Regions from separate parts of the Homo sapiens genome. Here all the other regions are linked to region 1. Evidence: chromatin loops called from intact Hi-C (ENCODE). Cell type or tissue: heart left ventricle. All regions are shown on one strand. Links, peaks and the distances in the headings refer to the core of each region. The heading gives the core; the rest is flanking DNA.

Region 1 (5,929 bases), core at 280-5,279:
AACCAGGAGTAGAATGAGCTCTAGGGCAAGGGTGATGTTTTCCTTCTTGATTATTTCAGCCTGAAGTGGGACCAAGCAGTTGAAAAGTACCACTGCCTCTCAGAGAGATGGAAGCCAAGAGAGTGGATCTGGAAGTCCAAGTGCTTAGAGGAACACTCTTGTGATGGAGACAGAAAAAGACAGCAGAAGATCTGGGAACAGCCTGCATTTAGAATGTTAGAGAAGGAAGGAGAAACATAAGAGGAGACTAAAGTCTTTAGAATAATTGGGCTACAAACCAGGATAATGTTCAGGGACCATTGGAGGAAGGACCCAATGGAGGAGGGAATTTCAGGAAAGAATCATGGTCAGTTGTGCCAATGACTGCAAATTATAGGAAATGAGGAAAGGAAAAATATTACATTTATGATGAGACTCAGCAGCCCCATTCCTGGAGAAGAGAATAAACAGCTCTCTGTACTGGACAGCTGAATTCTCCCCTTGCTGAGGAAGAGGTTCGAACAGACAAGCCCCCAGGGCCCCTTGGCTGAGCCCACACACTTTGGTCTCTCATACTCTGATGGGACTTTTTTCTTACCTGGATTGCAATGAAAGGTGTGCACAGGAGGTACAGTGAGCAAATCCGTACTCAGAGAAAATGCTAGAGTTGTCGCAGCCCATTTCAAAGACCTTGAGTGTTCACTGCATTGCCTCCCAAACTTTAACATGCATAGGGAGAATCCAGTTTATGATTTAGGGGATCTGGGGCAAGGTCTGAGAATCCTCATGCCTCGCAAGCTTCCAGCAGCTGCTGCTATACCTGCTCACTCAACTGCACTTGAAATCACAAAAGTCTAGAGCACAGCAACTAACTGGTGGTCCTGGCACCACTTGCTTCATCCAAATGTGTTTCTTTGACCAGCATAATCTTCTAAAAAATTAGATTTACTTGAAAACATCTAAAAATGTGCAGATTTCACGTTTTAATAATTCCAAATTCTGTCTTCTCTTGAAACCCTCAGGAGATGTGGCCATCCTGCCCTTACATGCTGGAACACAGCAAGTGCTGGAGCTGACCTGTGGCTGCCCATTTTAGACAGTTTCAATGCCCTCCAGCCTGCCCAAGTCCTCATGCCCAGGCCCACTGCACACCCCCATTGACACTGTCTCCTGGCCCATGCAACCCCAGAGTTTTCCACTTCTCATCTAGAGCCAGCCCCTCACTCAACAGAGGAGAAATGAACCCTAGAGAGGGCATGGGATGAGCGGGTGCTGCCACTGTTAAAAGCAGCACTGTGTTTCTGCACCCCAGGGTTTGTGCTCAGTAACTGTTTACTGAATGACCAAATACCCTTTTCCATTATTGTGCTAGGGTCAACAGCTGATGCTGGTGTCCACCCACGGTGCCCCCCTACCCTGGCCACAGCACACCCCCCTTTATCGATCTCCTTGATTAATAAACAGTCCATGTCAGAGAACAGGAGCCTAAATCACACATCTCTTTGTGCCTTTCTCCAGATTTCTTCTTTTGTTTCTTGGGGAGAGGCTGAGGCAAGTCAACTCACAAAAATGTGCTTCCACTGAATGGGATCCTGGAGTTTATCTAATAGGCAGGTTGGGAAAAATGAAAACGCTAATTACTTCAGGGAAAGATGGAAAATGAGTCAGCTGATTGGGCCACCAGGCAGCCAGTAGGAGCTGATTTTTTTTTTTTTTAAAGAGGATAATGACTTATTCTAGGGGATTTCAGTTGTGCACACACAACAAAAATAATTCCAAGTGTCTGCTAGCAAAATCCCACGCTGCCGAACATCGCGTTTGAAAATTAATGTGACAAGCTGGAGGCCTATTTGCCCCAAGATCAGAAGACAATGAAAGCTTCCTCCCCAGGAAGTTTCTCAGGGTAGAACCAGAAATCCGGAACTGGAGAACCCAGAGGGCAACGCCCCACCGGAGCCAGTGGACGGGAATCAGCTGGGACGCCATGCTGCCCTCCTTTGTCTGGGTGATCAGGCCCAGCCTCCCGAGTTACTGATGATCCATATGGAAGCTGGTGGGGCTGCACATTAATTGCCTTGTTCAACCCATCATTAAAATGATACGTCTCGCCTTCGGGAGCTGTGCTGGCTGGCGGCGAGTTGGGCACACCTCCTGGGTAGAGAGGTCTCCCAACAGGGCCCTACACACGCTTCTTTCTGAAGAGTTGCACGGTGATTTGGGGTTCATGCTGGTGCCATTGGACTCTAGGAACCAAGGACCCCAGGGCCCTTGCTCCCACTCTCCTTTCTAGCGGGCAATGGAATTAATGAACCCCGGGCAGCCCTGGATGCAGGGCACACTCGGTCCTTTACAGCTCTTTGTCTGCAGCCAGGCTCTTGTCTTTCAGAGCTGGCTGCCGCCCCGTCTCTGGAGCTGATGCAGCAGCCAGATAATGAACAGTATATCAGCGGAGGCGGCGGAGGGGGGCGACGGGGAGAGAGGCGAGCGCCCGAGCGAGTTGGACTGACTTATTATTCCTTCACTCTCAAACAAAACAAAATCATTGGCCTGCCAGGGTCATTAAGGACCCCGGGGTTGTCATAGAAACGACCTTTGGGGCCTGGTGGTTGTTAATGCATGAGTGACTGCCTGCATTGTGTGTGTGGGGAGAGGTCAGAGTTTTGTTGGTGGCTTAAGAAAGAAAGAAAGAGAGTGAGGAAGAAAGAGAGCCAGCACAAAGCCCAGGATTGGGCGGCTGACATTCAGAAGGAAGGTTGTCCGCCGTGGCATTGATTAGCTGTCTGGGATGGTGAAAGTCCTGTGCCCGGCACATAGTAGGTGCTCAGTAAATGTCTGCAAAGGTGAATGGACACGTTTCTCTGGTTAAAAATGCCCTCCTATGCCCACTCTGAATTCCACCTCCCCGTAACCCGGAAGCCACTCTGCCAATGCTCTCCCTGAGAGTGCTTAGACAGGTAATGCTCCATCATTGTTCCAGCCGAGAGTAACAAACTCACAAGTTTCAGGAGGCACTTCTATGCCTTCAACTTGGACAGGACAATTTTCATGGTTCCCAGGGACCCAGGAGGAACTCGTTGGGGTGGGTGGGCAGGGGCTTTTACAGAGGAGAAATATAGGACAACAGGGCCTCCTCTGTCAGCCTTGGATTTACAGATGCGCCTTCAACCCACTTTCTAACCAGGGCACTCTGTCCCCTGCCAGGAGACACTGAGCACCACCCGTGAGACGGAGCTCCCCCTACTGGCTGGTGTTCAGAGAGCTCAATCTCCAGGGGTTGACTCTCTCCAGCTTGTCGGGTTTCAGAACCAGCCCTGCTACTAACTCTCTGTGTGTCCTCTTGCAAGTCCTCCTTCCTCAGTTTCCTCACCTGGAACATTAGACATGGTCCAGATGACATCTACAGCCCATCCCAAGCCTTCTGTTCTGATGCCTCTGGGTGGGGGTGGGGGGTGGGGGGGGTGTCTTTTCTGAATTTAGGATTTTACTTTCCAGGTTGGAAGAAAACATTCTAGCCACCTTTTGGGGGTGATTATAGAACCATTTGATCTCTGAGATGTCTAAACCTGGTTGCCTTCTCTGGTGTCACCATAGAAGTGAGGAGGCCCGGGCCTTTCAAGATCCTCTAACACTGTACTGCTTATGTTAACTGTAACACCATGTCCCCTGATAGCCTCTTGAAGTCTCCTTGTCACATTTGGAGGCCAATCCCAGGACCTGCCCACTGGAGACACACTCACTTAGCATTTACTACTAGAGTAGCTTCTTCTTAAAAATAGTTTCAGGAATCTGTCTGAAACCTTACCTGGCAGATTCTCAGATCTTTGCTCAAGCAAACCAGACTATCACTCACAGAATCCCTTCTTCAGCTCATGGACCCCAGAACACAATGGCTGCAAAACCCAGGTCTCTGATGTGGGCCCAGAACGAACAAACACCTCATCTCAGTGAATCGCAAATGCCTGCATTGCACATCTGTGCTCTTTTGCAAGGACTTTGCTGGGATTCGTGATGAGCACACCTATTACAGAATCTGGAGTGAGAGTGCCCAGTACAGCGGGGGTGGGGGGGTCCCTTGTGGGCAAAGGACCATCACATTCATCTACAGCACTGAGCCTGGTTCCTGCCCTGGAGTAGCAATAAGATATTGGAGTGAATGTTTGGTTCCAGTCTTTCATTTAATTCTTATAAAAAGGCAAGCAGCTACATCCCCCACAGAGCAGATGAGGTATCAGACAGGAGGAAGTGTGACTTGTCCAAGGTCACAGGAGGAGCAACTTTAGAAGCCGGACCCACAAGCTCCAGTCTGTTATGGCTCCGCCCACAGTGCTGCCGAAGCTGTCACCTGCGTGAGTACCAGAGAGTAAGAAGCGAAGAATCTTGTTATTTATGCTCATGTTGCATAAAATGTTATGCTCAGATAGAGTCAGTTTACCTTTGTTTTTGTTTTTAAAATCTGCACAACTGATTTGCATAACTGTCAGGGCCATGGCCTGGCACCTGTTCCCCTGTGTGTACAACAGAAAGGAGACTTTTGCCTACAGTCGAGCATGTTTTACTTCCTTTCTCATTAGTTGCAGAAAGAGAGAGGACTGTGCCCAGCTTGGACTCCAGTTCAAATCCCACTAAAACATGCTGAATCCTCTGTTTGGCATAAAACACGCTGAATCCTCTGTTTGGCATAAAACACCCAACTCAGATTGTTGACATATATTCTCTTTTCAACAAACTGCATCTTCTCAAATAAGTGAGAAGACAAAAATCCATCGAGTTTCCTGGTTTCCAGAGGTAAGAGAATTCAAGAGCAAACACTTCAGCATGCTGGAGCTTAAGTTTCCAAGAAAAGAAATGAGGAGTTGCTGATTTGGAGAAAAGGCCCCAGGCTAGACATGACTAGCTTACCTGGGGTTGCAATTGCTTCTAGCTCATGTGGTAACCTTTCACAAGTCACTTCCCCTTGTAGAGTCTATTTCTACTTTTCTAAAACATAAGGGAGCCCAAACTTTGAAATGTTGTAATTCTGAAGCTTAGGTTCCTATAAAGGATGATAAACTCCAGAGTATTTGTATTTAATGAAGTTTAACACCAGGTTATAAAATAGAGCTTCCTGGGAGAATGAGCCATCATCTAAACCAGCAGAATTGAACAGAGTGTTTTACTTTGCATTAATATGTTCCCTTAGGGACAAGGACAAAACCCAACATTGTAAAAAATGTCTTGAATATTTGCATATTGCATATAGAATATTTGCATGCAGTATTTATGTAAAGCATGATGCTTATTTTTCAGGGTGGGAAGGGGGAAATCTAGTAACTTGCTCAGTATCAGGTGCTTTTCATACAGCATTGAATCTTCAGCAACCCAAAGATGCATGGTATTCATTGAACCTCTAGAGAAACTGAAGGCCAGAGTAGGGACTTACCCATAGTTACCTGGTAAAATGCAGGGATATCCTTATTCCTTTACAGCACTTTTCTCTCCTACAACTTAACAACATTCACAGTGTAAGAGATATGCCTGGAATAATGTAAAAGAAATGAATTTAGCTCAGTGGGTTTTTATTCATATTCCTCTCTAGGTGGAAGTTTAGACAAGGTGGCCTCTAAGATCCATTTCACCTTTTTCTTTTTTTTTTTCTTTTTTTGAGATGGAGTCTCGTTCTGTCACCCAGGCTGGAATGCAGTGGCACGATCTTGGCTCACTGCAACCTCCGCCTCCCGGGTTCAAGCGATTATCCTGCCTCAGCCTCCCTGAGTAGCTGGGATTGCAGGTGTGTACCTCCATGCCCAGCCAATTTTTGTATTTTTAGTGGAGATGGGGTTTCAGCCTGTTGGCCAGGCTGGTCTCGAACTCCTGACCTCGTGATCCACCTGCCTCAGCCTCCCAAAGTGCTGGGATTACAGGCGTGAGCCACCATGCCTGGCCCAATCCATTTGACTTTTAAACCCTAACT
Region 2 (5,929 bases), core at 482-5,481, 450 kb before region 1:
GGCCAATGGAAGTGTGCAGGCAGGAGCTTCAGATTGTGATCCCCTTTGCCATTGAAGGGTTTCCTACATTAGGGAGGGTCCCCATTGGCCTCAACATTCCAGGACCTGTTTCCTTTTAGCCTATACCTCACCTTCTTGTGGCCTCCCTTCCCCAGAGTGGAAGGGTTGTAACCCTGTAAATGAGGAAAGTCCTTCTGCATGGACATACTGCTTCCTGCTGAGAAATACCTCCATTCAGGGGAAAAATGGGATTAATTTTTAGCGGAAGCAGCAGTGGCTGAACATGCAGTTTTCAAATTGTTGACTATGATATTAAGTAACAAGCAGACTCCTGTCCAAAGGATGTTATTAAAATTAACTGTTTTAGCACTACAGTTAGAATCAAAAACCAATCTGTCACTCCTAAATTGGTTTCTTTCAACTGCTATTTGCGGGTAAAATGAACAGTTTTAACAATTACATCTCCAGTGCAAATCATAAACTTGATTTACAGGAAAACACTTAATTTACTGCATTTGACTGTGCACCAGAGCTGCCAATTATCTGACTGTAAATTTCCCCACTTGGTTATTTGTTTCCTAAACAGCAGCCTTGGCCCCATTGCCTCCCTCACCTCTGGGCCCAAGGCCCCACCTGGGGTTGCAGAACCTGATTGGGGTTTTGTTTGTGAAGCGCTGGTGCTCGAAAGCAGACAGGGTCCACATGGACCCTCTGTCTGTGTTATTTCAAGTTGTAAAATATTGAGTAGAATATCACTGCTCTTTAACCTAGTCTGAGCTAGCCATGAAGGAGGAAGAATCACAGAATCTGTGAGCATAAAGACCATGGAGAGAATCATTCATTCATCCATTCATCAAACAATGATTACGCAGTCATTTTCCCAGAGCTGGGAGCTATAGGCTATGCAGTGATGGCTGCGTCTCCCATGGTTCCTGCCCTCAACAAATTCACAGTCTAAGAGGAAATACATGTGCTGTATTATTCAATATCATTTTGTGGTATAATAAATTTTCCCTTTAGTTGTTGGCTGTTAATGAGCCAAAGTGCTGGGGCCCACTGAGAAGTGATTGTTCTGCTTGGAGGTGCTGGAGAAAATAGAGAAACTCACATGCCGTAGTTTTGCAGAAGTTCCATTTGAACTGAGTCTTGATGTCTGAATACGAGCTTTTCAGGTAGAGAAGGAGAGGAAAGGGTCTTTCAGGCAGGGGGAACAGCATCAGCCAATTCTTTTTGGCACAGAAGAACAGGGTATGTTTAGTGAGGGGGTGAATGGTCTGGCCTGGGAGGAGGGAAGGGGGCAGGTTGGCACCAGGATGCCGCTTTTAAGGAGTTTAGAGTCTGTTGGATTTATAATCCAAGTCCTTCTCTAGCTAAGCAAATGGAAGTCCACAGCATTGAGATACCCCGTGTAAGTCAGGAGAGACTGTAAATGCCAAGAAGCTATAGGATGGAGAATGGAGGATAGTTTCCTGGTATTTTGAGAAGTAAGAAAGCATATGCAAACATATGTAAATGAGATGCAAGCCGGCACCTGCTCTGCATTGTGTAGTCAGCCAGCTTTCTGCAGCCCTGTGTGTTTCTACAAAGGTGAGAGAGGTGCCTCCTTGTGACTCCAGCTGAGCTACGGGAGATATCAGGGGGTTTCATAAAAAAGAAAAATTACCCCAAGACTTTCCCTGCCAGGGTCCTTTCTGTTGGAGGAAGTGTCCCCTTGGGAGAGAGAAGAGGACCAGAATTTAGGCCTCAGAAGGGAAGGATGAAGCCCCCAAAGTTGCCACCTTCTAGGGAGCCCAGACCTCAGGATTTTGAGGAGTTGGCTCCATCAGTGTCAAGAGGTTTGTGTGGGCAGCTGGCTTGGGAGGGTGGGGGGTTCTCATGCCCTCTGCTCAGGCCCTCTGCTTCACCCCAGCATGCCCCACTCCCCTAGGCTCAGTGTCCCCACGGGAAGGGATCAGTGGGAGCTTTCAGCGCCAATGTCTCATGAGTTGAAGGTCAGTGGTTTTCTCTTGGACTGATGATTGTCCTGCTCTGATCCACCTGACTCCAGAGGGGTGGGTACTGACATGGTGACTCAAGAATGTGGCCTCGGTCTCCCCCTGGGGCCTTGTGGTTAATCCCCTACTCTCCTGTGGTCTGGAACCACTGAATGCAGATTCAAATCTCTCTTTCCTCCATGATTCTATCAAGAAAGAAGAGGGTTGTCATCTCAGTTGACACAGGGGTGGAGGCCCGTGCGTGGGCCCCTGAAGTTTCTAGGGCTGACTCTTCCTAATTTTCTGTGTGGCCTTGAACAAATCCTCTCTCTGGATGTCACTCGCACCTAAGAAGCCAGATACTTCAGGTAAGAGCCCTTTCCTGTTGACAGTTGCCTCATCCTGACCTGCTGGCAGGGTGTGTGGCGGGGAGCTGAGCCCCTTAGGGACAGGGGCTGCTTGACAAACATTTTGGAGGGCTGAGGGGGGCATTGGGGCATCCCCACCTCCAGGAAAACACTGCAGCCTCAGGCCCCTGCAGTAGAGGCACCCCTGGAGGGAGGGAGGGCCAGCTGCCAGGCTCGTGCCCCTTGTGGGTCCAGGGGGCCGACGTTGGGGAGGGCTCTCCGCCATTTCTGGCTGCCCCTCTAGTCCTTCCTCGGGTCTCTTTCATCCTCCCTCCCCTCTCTCCCATCTGCATGCCAGACTTTCCCTCCCAGTCTTTTCTATCTGTGCTCTCTCTCTTATTCTCTGAGTCCCATGGTTTTCTCTCAGCTCCCTGCCTGGCCTCTCTGTCTCCCTGCAGGCCTCTCTCTTTCATCTTCCTCTCCTTGCCTGCTCTGGAAGTCCTTCTCCATGTGTTCCCCTGCCTCGGTATAACCTCTCCTCTGTCCACCTGCACCCACTTTCTCCCCCAGCTTCCCCCACCCAGCTCCCAAGTCCTGAGCGCTTTGGGGGAAACTGAGGACAGGTTTCACCCTACTAAGGATGGAACAGGCAGGACGGGAGAGAATAGCCAGCCTTCAGCAGGTGGCACTGTTGGGTGACTTTTGCTTGTAAAACCTTTTAGCACTGAAAAAACATGCTGGAATCTATTGGCATTTGAGAGGCTCTTTTTTTTAAAAAAATAAAAATAATGACTCTCATTTCCTGGGCATCATTAAACAAGGTGCAGTGTTTGTGTGTGTACGTGTGTGATGAGGATGTATGCACACAGATGTCTGCACCTGAGCCTGTGGGGCTGGAGTGTAGGGGTGTATGTGTGAGCAAATGTCAGGGCCCTGGGTGCCTGGGTCTACATGTGTAGGGATGGGAGTGTCTGTGTGCGACACACACAACCTGTGTGAATGTGGGTTTCCGTATGAACTGGTGTGTACCAGCATGGGATGTGTCTACACGTATGCACCATCACACATGAAAGTATGTGTGTGAGCGAGCAGGGCAGGTCGGGCTGTGTGGGGAGCAGGGTGGTGTGTTTGTGTCTGCGGATGTACCCACCAGCGGAAGCACAGTGGAGGGGAGGGAGAGTCATGGAATTAGGCCTCCAGGTTTCAATTCTGGCTTCACACTGCAGTGGTGTGATTTTGCTGAAGTCTCTGAGCCTCAGACTCTTCATCTGAGAAATGAGATAATAGCATTATCTGGCACTCCGGATGACTGTGAGGATTAAATAGGCTCTTCTGTGTAAAGGGCCTGTCCTGGCATGGGCCCAGTAGGCTCAGGGCCACAGTGTGTCTGGGTGAGAGTCAGCAGGTGTGGCCTTCTGCTCTCCAGCTCCACTGTCTGGCTGGGCTGGACTTGCTGGCCCTCAGGCCTGTGGTGTTGGCCTCTCTAGGGGTATGAAGACCCAGGGGTGGGGATGTCCTGAGGGCTCTGGGGTCTGACCAGCCCTAGTGTTTCCTGGCTCTGCTGGATAGAACCACAGCCAGAATGACCGCCCCCCTGCCCCGCCCCCCAGCAGTGGAGATCCAGCATGCAAGAGCTGCAGTGGCCCTCAGGGGTCGTCGACTCCATCCAGCTCCCAACATAACAGGAGAGGGGAGGGCAGGCCACAGCTCCCCACATAACAGGAGAGGGGAGGGCAGCCCACAGCTCCCCACATAACAGGAGAGGGGAGGGCAGCCCACAGCTCCCCACGTAACTGGAGAGGAGATGGCAGCCCAGAGGGGCCGGTAGCCTGACCTGCGCCCCATCGTAAGTCATGGGCTGGCCACTGTCTGAGGGCTGTAAGCTGGGCTGATTCCGAGGCTGGGGCCCAGAGGCAGAGGCAGAGGCAGAGGGCAGCTCCCTGCCTCAGCTCCTTGCAGTCCTGACTCCACCCCTCCACCCCTCTTCTTTCCTCTTCCTCATCTCTTTGTGGCGACCTTCTGCCTTAGAGCTGAAAGTGGAAAGAGGGCCGCATCTGACTGGTTCTCTACTGCTGTGTAACAACCATACCAGAAGAGAGGGGCTTCGAGCAATGTCTTCTTCTTTTGCTCTGCTCTCTGGGTTGTCTGGGACTCACCTGGGTCTCTCATGTGGTGGCTAAGGCTGGCTTCTTGGGGTCTTTGCCTCTCTTCTTGCAGCATCTCATCCTCCAGGGCCTCTCCACGTGGCTTGGGCCTCTCCCAGCAGTGTGGGCTCAGGGTAGTGATTCTTTTTATGTAGCAGCTAGCTCCCAGGACACTGCCAGTGGAGGCTGTCAGGCTAGTTAAGGGCTAAGGCTTGGACTGGCACAAGGTCTCTTCCTCCTATTCTTTTGGAAAAAATCATCATGACCCACCCAAATTCAAGAGGGCAGAGAAATAGAACCCACTTCTTTATAGAGGAGGGGAAGGTCATATTGCCAAAAAGCCTGTGGGATGGGTGATGGTGTGGTGGGCATCTTTGGAAAGTGCAATCTGCTACACCATCTTAATGGCATTATAAGATGACAAGCAAATGCCAGTCTTAAGAATGTTTCTTCTCCACCATTTCATCCAGCCCTCCCAACAGCCATCTGCAGTGGGCCTGTCCTGGCTTCATCACCCCCTGTGTCACCCTGGGCAACTCCCTTCACTTCTCAGCACCTCAGTTTCCACGTGTTGAACAGGAGTGGTAATAGTTCCTGTTTCATTGAGTTGTCATAAAGCAAGAACTCAGCCCAGCACCTGGAGAGACCTCAAATGCGTTGTTACTATCATCGCCCTTCTCTTCCTTTCACAGATGAGGAAACTGAGTCTCAGAGAAGTCGAGGGACTGGCTCAGAGATGTACAGCATGGCATTGCTGGAGCCGGCCTGGAAGACAAGCAGTCTCCCTCCAATTGCACACTGTTTTCTCTGAGGCTCTGCATTGTTGGAGGAAGGGTCAGAGGGGCTGGAGAGGAAGAAACAATGCAAATATGAGGCAGCAGAAGGGAAATAGAGGTACTGGGGGCTTCCAGCCTCATGCTGCTTGCTCTCTCCTGAATCCATCGTTGGTCTTTCTGTCCTAATCCGACCACTCCATCGCCAGCCTCCATTCCTCTGAATGTTGATAGAAGAGCTCCGGACTCTTTCCAGCTTTCCAGACTTTTCCACTCACACAGACTCAAGGGTCCTCCCAACTGTCTTGTGAAAAGAGGCCATCCCATTCCACAGGAGGGGAAACTGAGGCTTGGAAAAGGCACATGGTCCCATGTAGCGTCACTGTGGCTCTTCGGACTCTTCCAGGTCCCTCTGCCTGTCCTGGGCCTGCCATTGTTCCACCTCCAGGTCTGCCCACTGCCTGCACCTCTCCTCCCCGTCTCACCTTGCCCTGCACTGCAGCTGCCACGACCTCCAGCAGCCCTTTAGACCAACGTCCTAAAGCGATAATGCCATGATGTTCCTGGCTTTTTCAAAACCCTTTTCCTAGAGTGTGTTAACCAGAATGGCAGTCCCACGAGGATCTCTGTGATGAAAGGGCTTCATGGTCAAATAGTTTGGGAAACGTGGCTTCCTTTGTCCCTTCCTTCTC
Region 3 (5,929 bases), core at 489-5,488, 450 kb before region 1:
TTGTTATTGAGAGAGGTTTGGAAGGAGAGATCTTTTTATTTTACATCTTTATGAACAGTTCAAAATTTTTATCATAGGCATTTTTAAAACTTTTATTTCAAAATAAGCGAAAACAAATTGACCAACCACCAGGGAGGAATCTCTTTCTGTCTGGGGTAAAGTGGGAGCTGGGAAAGTTAACTGAGGAGGTTGCCTCGGAGCTGGACCTTAAAGGATCACCCAGGCAGAGAAAAGAGCTGAAGGACGGGCATTCCGGCTGGGAAAACCAGCATGCATGAACGTCCAGAGGCAGGAGTGATCAGAGGGAGTAGTGAGGGCTCAGATTTGGGGATCACAGATGAGCAGCTGAGATGAGACTGGAGGGATCAATGAAAGAGTTTGTGGGCAGGGTTCAGACCTCCTGTACTCAAATCCATGTTTGCTTTTAGGTGATGAAGAATAGATGACATATTTTTTAGCTGGATACAGAAATGCAACATGCGCATTTTGCCAGATAAGAAAACCGCAGTCCAGAGGAGTGAAGGGTCTTTCCTGAGGTTCCACATCAAGTTAGAGGCATAGAGGGTCACTGGCTGCTGGTGTCATCTTGTTCTGCCACATAGTACATGCTTCATCAGCCCCACCTGACATTATTTCACTGTAAGGTTGGGGAAACTGAGGTTCAGCAGGGAGGCTACTTGTTTCTTTTTGTGTAGTCTGTCTCCCCAGTCAGCGAAGGCTCTTGGAAGGCAGGACCTGTGACTGTTCTGTGGACTAACGCTTGCCCCAGGGCCCAGGACTGGCACGTAATAGGCGTGCAGTAAATGTCTGTGGAATGTGAGAATAAAACAAGGTCATGTGGGAAGTCAAGGGCAGGCAGAACAGAAACCCAGGTCTCTGTCTCTGGACCTGCAGGCTGGGCTGTATTCAGTGCACTGGGAAACCTGAACTCTTGGTGCTGAAAGGGAGCCTTGGGTATCTTGAGAGTAGGGCCTGGGTTTTGTGGTCCATATTGCCCTTGGTGAATGAATGAAGGAAGGAGAGAATGCACATATGTATGCATCAATGAGAGGATCTGGTCCAGCCCTTTCATGAAGCCCAGAGAGGGGAAGAGCTTGGATAAGGCTGCATAGCTGGTGGGCCCAGGGCCAGCTCAGAGCAGGGCCTCAGACAATGTCAGCTGAATGAATGATACAGCTTCCCTGCTTGACATGGGACAGGGACCCTTTCTCTCCCTACAGGGGCAGTTCTGCAGGGATGGGATCATCTTTTCAAGCCACTGCCTGGGTCTTTGCATCACTCATCATCACCCCAGGAATGACATTAACAGTGGGCCCAGCTGCTTGTGACTGGCCTGCTCCCCGCACCCTCCCCATCACCTCACACTGGCACATGGACCACAGTGGGCCTCTAGGGAGCCCTACCCCTTTTCCCAAGATGGGAGGCCGGAGCAGGGACTGAGTCCTGGTGTGGCCTCATGTTGCTGTGCCCTTGTCCTCGCCCCTTCCTTTCCTCTGCACCTCGGTTTCTGCTTCTCCAACCTATGTTCTTCGGTGCTGCCCTTGGTGTGGGGATGGGATAGTGCGGAAGAGAGAGCAGGACTGGGGCTTGATCGCCTGGACCCAAACCCTGCTCTACCCTGACCAGCTCTGCAGCTGGCCTGGGGCGAGGCACTCACCTCTCTGAGCTTGGAGCTTCTCCCTGAAAGATGGGTGAGAATCCATTCTCCACCCTAGTCTGTGATGAGGGCTGGGTAACGCTGTGCCGGTTACCCAGTACCTGTCCAGCACCTGCCCTGTGCATGTTCTGGAAGTATGGCCAGTACTTTCATTACCTCTTCAGCGTCATTGCCCCCATCCTGGCATCCTAGCACCTGGCCCTCATTTGGATAATGCTTTATCCAAAGATAAAGCATTCTGTGCGATGGAACATTCCATCTCCAAGCCTTTGCTGTCACTTGTGCCTGAAATGCCCTCTCGCTGTCGCTCTGAATCGGAGACCCCCTGTTTGCCCCCTGACCTGGCCTGTGTCTCAGAATCCCTCTGGATTCACGCTCTTTCCTCTGGGTGCCCTACAGCCCAGGCCCTTCCTCTGCAGGGTCCCATCTGCAGGCTGCCCCACCATCCGGGCCCTCCACTTCTCTCTGTTCCTGGCACAGCTGTGACTGTCTCTCCCTGCCTCAGTACCCCGGAGGGTGTAGAGTGTCTGGATCAGGCTCTTTACCTCCCCAGCCTCACAGCCAAGGCTAAGAGAGGAGAAATGCCTGGGTTCAATTCCCAGCTCTGCCACTCCCCAGCTCTGTGACCTGGGGCAAGTATCTTCCCCTCTCTGAGCCTCAGTGTCCTCCTCTGTGCAGTGGGGATGTTGTCAGCCTTTGCTTGGCCGGGTTGTAGTGGAGATCATGTGAATCCACATCTGAGATTGCTTAGGATGGGTGCCCAGCTTCCCCTAAGGCCTGTGTGAGTGTTTGCTGTCATTATTGTTATTATTGTTGCTGTGGTCACCAACTCTCCCAAGGCTACAGAGCAGATAAGGAAGTGGGGTATCCTGGGTAGAGCGGCTGGGCCCAATGCCAAAGTCCAGCCAGTCTGCCCACCCATCTCCCTCCCACCTCTGAGGCCTCAGAGCTGCCAGCTCTTGAGGAGGGAGCTATGTATGTGCTGGGATTTCTGGAGGGGGAAGGAGAGCCCAGTGGGAGGAGGTAGAGCCCTTCTCCCCACCAGGGGTGGTTCTGGGAGGGGCAGGTGAGTGGCAGGGGATGTTGGAACAACAGAGCTCCTGTTTACCGTGAGGGACCTTAATATTGTGACTGCTGCTTCTGCTCTGCCTCCCTGCTGTCTCACTTGGCAAATATGCTCCCTGGGGACCACGCAGGACTGGCTGCTCCCCCAGCTCCTTCTCTCCTGGGAACAGCCAGGGGAGGGGGAGCCGTGCCTCCACTTCCTCCAGAGGCCTTTCTCTCCCTTCTGCGTGGTAATGCCTGGCTGGGGAGGCACAACTTGAATCACAGTGGCGGGGAGACTTCTGGCCCCACGCCCTGCTTGCTGTGTGACCGTGGGTGCAGCACCTCATCTCTCTGAGCCTCAGTTTCCCTACTTGGGAAGTAAAGGGCTTAGTCTACAGCTCCAAAAAGTTATGAAAATTATTCTTTTTCTCTTCACCAGGAGAAGAAAAAGGAGACTTTCATTCAAAGTTGTGGTGGTTGTGGTGGTGGTGGTAGTGTGTGTGTGTGTGTGTGTGTGTGTGTGTGTGTGTGTACCTAAAATGCAACCCTTCCTCCTTCCCCTAGGAAAGGCTAGCTTCAGGTAGGCCTGCTTCCCCCACTCCACCTTCCTCCAGGAAGCCGTCCCTGACCATCCCTCTCTCCAGCTGGGTTAGAGTCCTCTGGGCACCCGTAACACTGGCTTTCCTCTCTTAAGGCACCTGTGTCTCACCTACTCTAGTACCAGGCCTGGTCTGAGGGGCCTCACCCCAACCACAGCATAGAGCCTGGCAGAGCAGCCTCACTGCCTATGGAACTACTCTAAGATGAGACAATGGGAGTGATTTCTGGACTTTCAGACCAGGGCAATTTCCTGGGTGTCAGGATGTGGGTGGGCGTGGGAGTGGGAGTGGAAGGCCCTGCTCTCAGGATCTGTGGAGCCTCTCCCTATAGAATCTTGAACGACAGAGCTGGGCAGGTGGTCCCTAGGACACACAGTGAGATGTTAACTCTCATTTCCCAGGCCTGATTCTGTATGTGGGCCTAGTTTGAGGCCTCTGTACCTCCAAGTGAGCCTTGCCCCAGAGAGCACGGCCCCAGAGAGCACGGCCAGGCCCAGCTACGGCAGCTGGCATGGCCCTGTCTGATCCTCCCTTTCATTCTGGGCCTCTCTGAACATCCGGCCCTGTGCCCTCCATCCTTGGTGTTCAAAGCTTCACAGAAGCAGCTCAGCAGGAAATGAGAGTGCTCTGACCCCTCTAGTCCCTTAAACTCTTTTAAAGGAAGAAATACCCTGATGGGAGTGTCTTCTGGCAGATTTACATTTTTTAAAAAATGCCAGTCACTGCTCTACAAAATGGGAAGCCCAGGCTCTAGAGTGAAGATCAAGGTGCAGAGAGCTGGGTGGCCGACTTTTCTCATCATTCTGCTCTGGGCCAAGGGCTGCTTCTCACCCTGCTTCCCCAGAGAGTAGCCACAGGGCCAGGCTCCCTCCATCTCCTCTCCCTGCCCAGCTCTAGCTTGGCCCATGGCTCTCTGAACCTCCCACTGCACTCCTGCTTCTGTTTTTTTGGGTGCCTGACCTCCACCAAGCATCTCCTTCCCCTCCTAGCTCCTGACCCGAGGCCTTGGAGGAACCCTCCCTAGGTTCCAACTGGGAGGGCATCCCTCCACTACATGTCCTTTGAGACTGGTTCTAGAGCCCAGCATCAGGAAACTATACAGGTTTGGAGCCCAAGAGATCTGAATTTAAAGTTTAGCTCTATAGCCATCAGCTTTGGAATTTGGGCAACTCACAAACTCTCCCTGAGCCTCAGGTTTCCCATCCAGAAAGTGGGTATAAAAGCACCCATCTGAGAGAGTGACTGCAAGACGGTGAATGAATGTGTGTGATGTGCCTAGCAGCCAGCCTGAGAACAGTTCTGTTCCAAGTGGGGCCCAGGACTGGTGCCATCCGCAGACTGGTCATAATAGAAATGGAGAGTGAGAATACTTGTACAGCAGCTTGACAAGATGGTGACATTTTAGCTTATTTCATGAAAGCATTTCCAACAAATTGGAAAATAAACTGATTGGAAATGAAACAAACTGGTTCTTCCACACTTAGACTTTGAGACGTCTTACTCAGCATGGAAGAAATCTCAAGAAACAGTGGTTATTTTCATCCATCCATCCACCCATCCACCCACCTATCCACCCATATGCCCACCCACCCACCCATCCACCCATACGCCCACCCACCCATCCATCTACCCACTCATCCATCCACACATCCACCCACCCACCCACCCATCCACCCATCCACCCATCCACCCATCCACCCATCCATCCATCCATCCATCCACCCACCCATCCATCCATCCATCCGTAGATTCACCCCTCACGGTGAATTCATCCCTCATGGCGGATGCTCAGAGGACCTAAATTTGGCTCTGGCTGTGACTCTTCATTTATTGAGCTTTGTTGGGGTAGATGAGAGAGGTCTGTATGTTCCCCAAATTTCTTCAGGCAGAGGCAGCTCTGAATTATATCATATTGTCAGGGGTAGGGCCAGGAGAAGCCCCATCCCCCAATTGCACCCCTTGCCCTTGCTTGGCTCCTGCTTTCATTTTCATCAGGAAAACCCGGGTAGGATTTACTCTAAGTCTGTTCTTCATCTTCCCAAAACTCAAAGTCAGGAGTTTGTCCCCCACTCCACCTCCCCCAAACTAATTTCCTTTTATTATGAAAACCAGAAAAATGACAAGTAATTGCTTGAAGATGTTAGAAAGATTGCATTTTGTTTTGCTACTATCAGCTTAAAAATAATGTTTAAGAGATTATGAATGGGTGATTAACTATTTTTTCTATTACTTCTCTCTCAAAAGCAAAACCACAACGATTGTGATATGCACAGTAAAACGAAAGCCCAGCTATCTGAAACCAGGCTAGAAGAAACCAAAAATACCCACCCCACAAGGAGCCATGTCCCTTTCGGGGAGAAATTGTTGCACTCAGATCTGGGAGAAGACAGAGCCATGCAAAGTTAAGTTGCTAAAGTGGCTAAAAACAAACATGGTCTCCACGCGCTAATTTTTCTCCATGGCCCCTCCTCCCCACTCCTTACAGTAAACAGCAGTTATGGGGACTGCAGTCAAATTCCCTATTTACTGCCTTTCCTGAGTCAGTTTCTTTTGGGTGAAAACAGTCTCTGATGCAGCTCTATTGCACCATTTCAGCGGGTGTTTATCATTTAAAAGGAACAATTTT

The links. A loop is a pair of places that touch in the nucleus more often than their neighbours do. Peaks named below come from ENCODE experiments on the same cell type or tissue, not always from the same donor. Only the 100,000 strongest peaks of a DNase experiment are listed, where the experiment ranks them.
Region 2: it touches region 1 in a loop (4-fold over the local background); 43 of 110 quality-filtered maps call a loop at or near these places.
Region 3: it touches region 1 in a loop (4-fold over the local background); 40 of 110 quality-filtered maps call a loop at or near these places.

The regions. Positions count from the first base shown.
Region 1 is chr10:78,654,540-78,660,468 of GRCh38, forward strand. It overlaps LOC105378379 (a long non-coding RNA gene), which reads right to left. Exons shown (of 5, transcript XR_946100.2): 3 at 5,409-5,493. Among named protein-coding and RNA genes, the nearest start is that of LINC00595, 390 kb to the left of the region's middle. In heart left ventricle, for the core only: a CTCF peak has its summit at 3,222 (motif pointing left); a DNase peak (open chromatin) is centred at 3,212.
Region 2 is chr10:78,208,658-78,214,586 of GRCh38, forward strand. No RefSeq gene overlaps it. Among named protein-coding and RNA genes, the nearest start is that of LINC00856, 37 kb to the right of the region's middle. RefSeq lists enhancers at 3,380-3,936, 3,976-5,929. In heart left ventricle, for the core only: CTCF peaks have their summits at 2,992 (motif pointing right) and 3,791; DNase peaks (open chromatin) are centred at 3,694, 3,932 and 4,194; H3K27ac peaks cover 726 bases.
Region 3 is chr10:78,201,798-78,207,726 of GRCh38, forward strand. No RefSeq gene overlaps it. Among named protein-coding and RNA genes, the nearest start is that of LINC00856, 44 kb to the right of the region's middle. RefSeq lists an enhancer at 1,465-1,964. In heart left ventricle, for the core only: no CTCF peak of the experiment used is centred there; a DNase peak (open chromatin) is centred at 2,564.